Linked DNA regions of Mus musculus: region 2 is linked to region 1. A link is a loop called in an ENCODE intact Hi-C map of the cell type or tissue named here. Cell type or tissue: heart. All regions are shown on one strand.

Region 1 (4,000 bases):
ACCCATGGAGACACCTTGCCAGCCCATTTACTTTAGAAAGTCATACTTAAAGAATCTAAAGATAATGGAGGCAAGAGCATGTAGAATTCAAGGCTACATAGCCAACTGGTAGCTGGCCTGGGCTATATGAGATGCTGTCTTTTAAAGATTTCAGAGCTGAAGAAACAGCTCAATGGTGGAGAACAAATACTAGGAGGACAGTTCCCAACTCTTCTGGTCTCCACAGGCACTGCATACACAAGCTGCCTTTACAGCAGACAAAACATACAAAAACACATCTTTTAAAAAAAAAAAAAAAAAAAAAAAGGTGGTGCATCCCCAGAAAACACAGTAAAGCGTAAAGAGGTCAGTTTAGTTTCACATCCTAGACAATCACCTTCATAACTAAATATCCTTAAAACTCCAATGGAAACACAACAGTCTATTCTTTGGCTTACAGTACAAAACTGGTTCTAGGAGTTGTTCTGATCATCCTGGGGCTTAAACTCAGGGCCTCACATACATTAAGCAAGTACTGTACCAAAGAACTACATTCTCCGGTCTTTTTATACAGAAATATGCTCTCCACTATATTGCTCAAGTGGTCTCAAACTTGCCATTCCCCTGCTTCAGTTTCTAAATATCTGGGGTACCACCTTTAACTGGAATTTCAACTTTGGTGTAACAGGGTTAAAACAGCATTTACAGCAGGCTCCATGGTACCCAACTACGATCACAGTGCCTAGGACGCTTAGGCAAGAGAACTCCCAGGTCTAGCCTGGGATATATTAGTATCAGGACAGCCAGAGATACACAGCAAGAAAAAAAAGCCAAAAGCATTAACTCACCCTTAACAACCTTCTCAGTTCCCCTGTGACTTGAGCTTGTCAGAATAGCAAACTACTCACACCAGTTATACATGATAAATATCCCCTGAGAAATCTAAGACCTATTAAGATTGGGATCTTAAAGTTAGTCGGTGGACTCAGAAGGCAGAGGCAAACGGATTTCTGAGTTGGAGGTCAGCTTGGACTACAGTGCAAGTTTTAGGATAGGTGGAGATACACAGAGAAACCCTACCTCAAAAAACAAAAACAAACAAACCAAAAAAACCCAATCCACCCACTCCAAAAAAAAAAAAAAAAGGCGAAAGAAAAAATATTGGGTCTTTAAGATAGTTAGTGCTGACATTTCAAACATTATGTGACCTTGCTGGAAAGGTCTCATAGCACCCCTAACTGAGAATAACCAACTGGTTGCCCTTTCTAGGGACAAGCAGCCCCATACAGCCAATAAAGCAAAAGTGGGAGAGGGCAGTGCATGATGGTTCACCCTTAAGGAAAACACCCCAGCTGGTTGCGGTCTAGAACTCGGGCGCTGCCCCTGGCAGAGTTGGGATAAATGAGAGGTAAACACAAACGACACACGCGCAGCTGCTACTTAGGACAAGCCGTCAGCCTAACAAACGCTGGTAAGGACCCGGAGGGGAAGCGTGAAGAACGGGCGGAGAACAGGCTTCGGGGCTGAATAGGAGTATACTTCTGGGGTGCACACTTTTCTATTCCTGACACCTGGGACCTCCGAGCCGGCTCAGAGTGACGCACGCGGCATCTCAGCATACGGATGCAGCTGCACCTGAATCCCGGGGCGCCCAGCTCCGAGCTCGCGGGGCTGCAGCCTGCGAGCCCGCGCCTAACACCTGCCAGGTCGCGCCCTCCGCCCGAGGTCGCCCGAGGACCAAGGCATCCACCAGGAGAAAGCCTCCCGGCGCTGCGCCCGAAGGTACGAGTTGCAGCCCGCGGCCGCCCCATCAGCCCGACCTGCGCCCCAGGGTCTTACCCGAAGACAGCGCCTCTTCCGCCCGACCGCGCCAGCTGTCACCGTGGCGGCGTCCGCGCTCCAGACGCCAGTGACGCCTCATAAAAACAACAACCTGCTCGCAGGCGTCCGCAGCGGGGAAGCGGTGGCAGGCGCGGCGCAGCAAGGCATGCTGGGACTTGAAGTTCCTCCTACGTCTCCTGCCAGCTCGCGGCGAGCAAAAAGAACTACGACTCCCGAAGATGCGTACGGCCCGCACCCCTGAGGCTACCGGAAGCTGGGCGGAGCGACTGCGGATCTCCACAACATCCGGGCTCCCACGCCTGCAGCCGGTTGCCACGGAGACGGGCTGCCACACTGGAAGACGGAGGGTTTCCACCCACCGTCTTCCTCCCCAGAAATTGTAGTTTACGGGACTCCGATCGTCTTGCTGTTGCTTTCCGTCGGTTCTGTAAGAAGACTGGGCCCTACGCCTTCGCCAGACTTCTCGCTATCAGGAAAGAGTTGCTTTTGCCGAAGAGATTAAGATGGCGAGAGAGACAGACTGCGACTTGGTGGGTTTGGGCAGAGAGCTAGATGCTTTTGAAAGTCGAATTCATAATAGTGTTTGAGGCACCATCTACTCCCACTCACTAGTCACCAAGCTGTTATATTTACAAGTTTAAATGCACGATCCACAAAGTAATTACTCTGAAGGTGTATAGGAGGCACCTCACTACAAATGATCTTTTGTCCAGGATGGTTTTTGTTTTGCATTATCTATTTGCAGTCGTGGGGATCGAACTCAGGGACTTGTGCATGGTAGGTAATCTCTGTTCTACTGAACTACACCTCCCAGCCCTAGAACCTTCATGTTTTTGTCACTTAGAGTATGCCTAGTCTAAAAGGATGGAAGAGGGTGAATAGGAGTGCACTCACCCCAGAGGGAAGTTACCGTTCCTCTGTCCCCTACCTGTCTAGTGAGTAAACAGTAAAGGAAACCATTCAACAAGCTGATGTTGGGCAAAAGCTAGTTCACATTTAGATCTGATATTTGTGTTGCTGTAACTAGGGATTGAACCTCAAGCCTCACACAAGCTAAGAAAGCCCTCTACAAAGGAGGTAGATCCCTAACCCCTCGTTTTTGTTTGGGTGAGAGGGGAGTTCTGGGTGGTGGGTTTTTTTTGAGACAGAGCTTCTCAGAGTAACTCGGGCTGACTTTAAATTCTTTGTGTAGCTGGCACTGAATTCCAGAACCCCTTGCCTTTATTTCCCAAGTGTTAGGATTACAGGCCTATGCTACTACACTCTGCTCTTCCAACTTGGTGAACAGGCGAAAATTTAAATAACAAAGCTGGCTTTACAGTGAGTGGGTTTGTAAAGTGGTACTTACTTTGATTACTTATGAGCTGTAGACGAGATAGCACGGTCCCCCATGACTTGGTGTAGATAAGACACCTGGTGACTTGGATTATTGAAGTGACTTTTTAAAATCATTAAATCTAGACCTGAAGGTGATTGTGTTAGTCAGGGTTCTCTAGAGTCACAGAACCTATGGATAGTCTCTATATAGTAAAAGAATTTATTGATGACTTACAGTCCCCAGCCCAATTCCCAACAATGGTTCAGTCGCAGCTGTGAATGGAAGTCCAAGGATCCAGCAGTTACTCACTCAGTCTCACACAGCAAGCAGGCGAAGGAGCAAGAGCAAGACTCCCTTCTTCCAATGTCCTTATATTGTCTCCAGCAGAAGGTGTAGCCCAGATTAAAGGTGTGTTCTACCACACCTTTAATCCCGGATGACCTTGAACTCGGAGATTTAATCCTCTGGAATCCATAGCCACTATGCCTCAAGATCTCCATACCAAGATCCAGATCAGAATCTTCTATCTCCAAGCCTCCAGATAAGGGTCACTGGTGAGCCTTCCAATTCTGGATTGTAGTTCATTCCAAATATAGTCAAGTTGACAACCAGGAATAGCCACTACAGTGATTTAGGGCTTTTTGTTTTGTTTTGTTTTGTTTTGTTTATAATGTAGAATAGAGTTTATTTAGGGCTTGTGGAGGGGAGTTAAGAGAGTAGTAGAAGCAGAGAAAGGCAGAGAGAAGGAGAGAGTAGAGAAGTAGAGACCAGCCATGACCATGTGGAGAAAGGAGGAAGGGAAAGGGAGCAAGATGTAAAAGAGAGGCAAGAAAGGTGATTTAGTTTTAGGGCCAGTAGTAG
Region 2 (4,000 bases), 130 kb before region 1:
TCTTCAGACACCAAGTACCCTTACCTCAGCCCTTGGCTTGCCCTAATACCAACACTTCTAGCTTTTGTTCTCCGACAGAGTCCTACCAAGGACACGCAGAAACCAGTACGTGTCTGTTACAAACCACACCTGAGCCCCAGTGCTACTCAGGGGCTCTTCAGCTCATCTCCCAACCTCCACCCAGCCCTGAAAGTCCAAGTTCCCACTTCATCCAACCCATTTACATGATTTTTCTTCTTCTTTGCCAAAGCCAAAAACAGTTTTGGGGAGAAGAGAGAGACACAGACAGGGACAGAGAAAGAGAGACAGAGAAGAAACAAAAGAAAAGAAAAAAGAACAAAAAATAAACAAACCAACTTTTACATACTAGGGTAGCAGTTTTTCACTTTTTAGAAGTCTACAGAACAATGGACTTTAGGATCGTGTGAGTATGAGAAATAAAGAAGCAGGCACACTGCGGGGCCCATGCTCAGGCCAGGCCACCACCCGCACTCACCACCGTGAGCTCCTTGCCAGCTGCTTTCCGGAAGGCTTTAGTCCACCTGACCTTGCGTGGGTTTCTCTTCTTCTTAAAGTTTTTATGACACTTGGATTTGCAGAATCGGAACACCTACAGGACACTCAAGTTAAAATACCGAGGAGCTGAAGAGTCAACAATAAAAATGTTTCTACATGCCCCCCCCGGCCCCCCCCAGCCAACCAAAAAGAAAAAGCAAACAAACAAAAAACTACTGTAAAGCAAAAAAAAAAAAGACACTCACATAAGAACTAAGGACAACACCTAGAATCACATGCGACATCAGAACAGAAGGACACTCAAGTGTTTGATGGGTGTCCGACATCATCTCTACCAGGCTAAGCACCCGGAAACCATCACTAATCACTTTAGAGAATAATACCTTACACTGGCCTTAAGTGAAGGAATAGTCTAAGAAAAAGCTCCTTAAAGACCTTCTCAGCCGGGCGTGGTGGCGCACGCCTTTAATCCCCAGCACTTGGGAGGCAGAGGCAGGCGGATTTCTGAGTTCGAGGCCAGCCTGGTCTACAAAGTGAGTCCCAGGACAGCCAGGGCTATGCAGAGAAACCCTGTCTCGGAAAAAAAAAACAAAAAAAAACAAAAAAACAAAACAAACAAACAAACAAAAAACAACAACAACAACAAAACGCTATCTGGAGCCTGGCAGTGGTGGCGCACGCCTTTAATCCCAGCTCTTGGGAGAGACAAGAGGCAGGCGGATTTCTGAGCCTGGTCTACAGAGTGAGTTCCAGGACAGCCAGAGCTATACAGAAAAACCAAACCCTGTCTCGAAAAACCAAAAATAATTAATAATGCAATTTCTGTGTGTCACTGGAAGCAACATAAAAAGTAAGCCTTTGAGGTTACTGGGCGCTAGCAAAGAAAGCTGAGTATGGTAACTAAAATGTGTGACCCGCTCAGAAACAGAAACCTAAACTAAGAAAGCCTGTGCATGCGGCACAAATCATAATGCTTTTGCTTACATACTTCATTCCGTGAGAACCTTCAAGAAGTGGGATAGTGAAGGCTGCCGAAGTAGCCAGTTAATCCCCCCCAAAGAACCCCCATGCTGTCTTTCTCCTAGCTCATCTCCAGCAACAATGCAAAAGTCTATAAGGCTCAGGCACCATGTCCATTAACCGCTACAGACAACCCCACCTCCCACTGTACGAGAGCATGAGCCTCCTTAAGCATTAATTCGACCGACTTCCTGACCCTGCGGCAAGCCGGGTGGCCTGCGGATGAGATGAGCGTCTGACAGCAACGAGGAGACCTCGCCGGCAGTGAACCGACGCCGGGTCCAGCCCAGGCCACTCCACGGCGTTCAGAACCCGGCGCGAGCAGAGCGCGCTCCAGTCCCCGAGCCGTCCGGAGCGTGCGGGCCACGGCCGCCTCACCTTGCAATCGTTGCGGACGAACATCATGCCGTGCCCCGGGTAGATCGGCCCGGAGCAGAAATAACACTTTTCGATCCTCATGTTGACCCCGCGTGGGACCCACCTTCGGGACGCGGAGCTGGAGAGGAAGTGGTACGTCACTTCCTAGTCGCCGGAAGCGAGTCCCTGACCCGACCCGGAAATGGTATCTTAGAATATGAATGAGCTGAAGGTAAAGGCACCACCTGACCCGCGTGTGCGCAGCAGCAGCAGCAGCAGCAGCAGCAGCAGCAGCAGCAGCAGCAGCAGCAGCGTCCCGCGCAGACGCAGAGGCTATAGACTGCATCTGGGAGTTTGACTTTTTGGTTCTGTGAGATCTACCGTACGGGCGCTTTGGAATTTTTCCCGGTATACTCATTCCATAGCGCTATTGCGGTGCTTGTGCTTTGCCACGGGCACGCTCCCCCACACCGGATTGTACCAAAGTCTGCTTTACTCCAGGCTTGTCTTCCCCAAAGGACTTGGCAGGAGTACACAACTAAAACCTTCCACCCGGGGCTGGTGAGATGGCTCAGTGGGTAAGAGCACCCAACTGCTCTTCTGAAGGTCTGAAGTTCAAATCCCAGCAACACATGGTGGCTCACAACCATCCCTAAAGAGATCTGACTCCCTCTTCTGGAGTGAATGAAGACAACTACAGTGTACTTACATATAATAAAACAAAATAAAATTAAAAAAAAAAAAAAAAACTTCCACCCTGGTCTTAGGAGAGCAACCTACTCAAAGTCAGGACAGCTTGGACGAGTTGGTTCTTTCCTCTCACCATGTGGGTCCAAGGGATGCTTAACTGATTTTGTATTTTGGCAGAGGGTCTCGTTTTGTGTAATCTGGAACTGGCTATGTAAACCAAGCTGGACTCGATCTAATAAGAGATCTCCCTACCTCTGCCTCCTTAGTACTGGGATTAAAGGGGTGTGCTACCAGGTGCTGGAGAGATGGCTCTAGGGTTAAGAGCACTGGTTGTTCTTCCAGAGGACCCAGATTTGATTCCCAGAACTCACATGACAGTTCACAACCATCTGTAACTCCAGTTCCAAGGGATCTGATGCCCTCTTCTGGCCTCCACAGGCACCGGGCATACATACACACAGTACACTGACATATATGTAACCAAACTTCCTACACATATAAAATAAATTTTAAAGGAGAGGGGCTGAAGTGATGAGCACTGCTCTTCCAGAGGACCTGGGTCCAGAGGACTTATAGGCAAAATACCAATGCACGTGAAAATAAAAATAAAATATTTTAAAGGGGAGGGGTGGGAGCTGGAGAGATGGCTCAGCGGTTAAGAGCACTGATTGCTCTTCCAAAGATCTGAGTTCAAGTCCCAGCAACCACATGGTGGCTCACAACCATCCCTAATGAGATCTGACACTCTCTTCTGGTGTGTCTGAAGACAGCTACAGTGTACTTACATATAATAATAATAAATAAATCTTTTTTTAAAAAAGGAGTGTACTACCATGCCTTGCTATTTTTTAAATCGTATTATTTTATGTGTTTTACTTGTTTAGTATGTGCACATTGTGTGTGCTGTGCCAGCCAATGTCAGAAGAGGGCATAGGATCCCGGGAACTGGAGATAGAGATAGGTGCGAGTCTCCATGTGGACCCTGGGACTGAACCCAAGTCCTCTGGAAGAGCAGCCAGTGCTCTTAGCCTCTGAGTCATCTCTCCAGTGCCTCGTTCTGTTTTTGAGGTCTCCGTCTCAATATACAGCACAGGGTTCCCTAGAAATCATGATCTGTGCTGATACTGTAGAGGTGTGCCACCATACTGGCTTGATATTTACCTGCTGATCGTATATTGAAATATTTAAAATATGGTCTGAGAGGCCAAACCTACTCCATCTTGGGACCAGCCTCCATCTTAAAGCAAGCCTGAGACTTGGCCTGCAGCTGAACCCAAGCTGCACCCAAGTACCAGGAAGGACCCCAGGGCTTGTCCTGGGCCAGAGTTACTCCCTAGCTACTTCCTAGCAACAGTTAATCAAAGATTAGTCTGATTGTTTCAAATGTACTTTCAGACCATTTGTCATTGTATACAGT

The links. Peaks named below come from ENCODE experiments on the same cell type or tissue, not always from the same donor. Only the 100,000 strongest peaks of a DNase experiment are listed, where the experiment ranks them.
Region 2: a loop joins it to region 1, with 2.7 times the contacts of the local background. A loop is called at or near these places in 1 of 42 quality-filtered maps.

The regions. Positions count from the first base shown.
Region 1 is chr9:72,983,492-72,987,491 of GRCm38, reverse strand. It overlaps Ccpg1os (cell cycle progression 1, opposite strand), which reads left to right and starts at 2,116. Exons shown (of 2, transcript NM_001198789.1): 1 at 2,116-2,351. The coding sequence starts at 2,325. Ccpg1 (cell cycle progression 1) reads right to left here and starts at 1,988. Exons shown (of 9, transcript NM_001286544.1): 1 at 1,819-1,988. In heart, a CTCF peak has its summit at 1,787; DNase peaks (open chromatin) are centred at 1,381 and 2,041; H3K4me3 peaks cover 1,788 bases; H3K27ac peaks cover 1,493 bases.
Region 2 is chr9:73,111,498-73,115,497 of GRCm38, reverse strand. Rsl24d1 (ribosomal L24 domain containing 1) reads right to left here and starts at 2,029. Exons shown (of 6, transcript NM_198609.2): 1 at 1,915-2,029; 2 at 497-610. The coding sequence starts at 1,995. In heart, no CTCF peak of the experiment used is centred here; a DNase peak (open chromatin) is centred at 2,057; H3K4me3 peaks cover 2,124 bases; H3K27ac peaks cover 1,274 bases.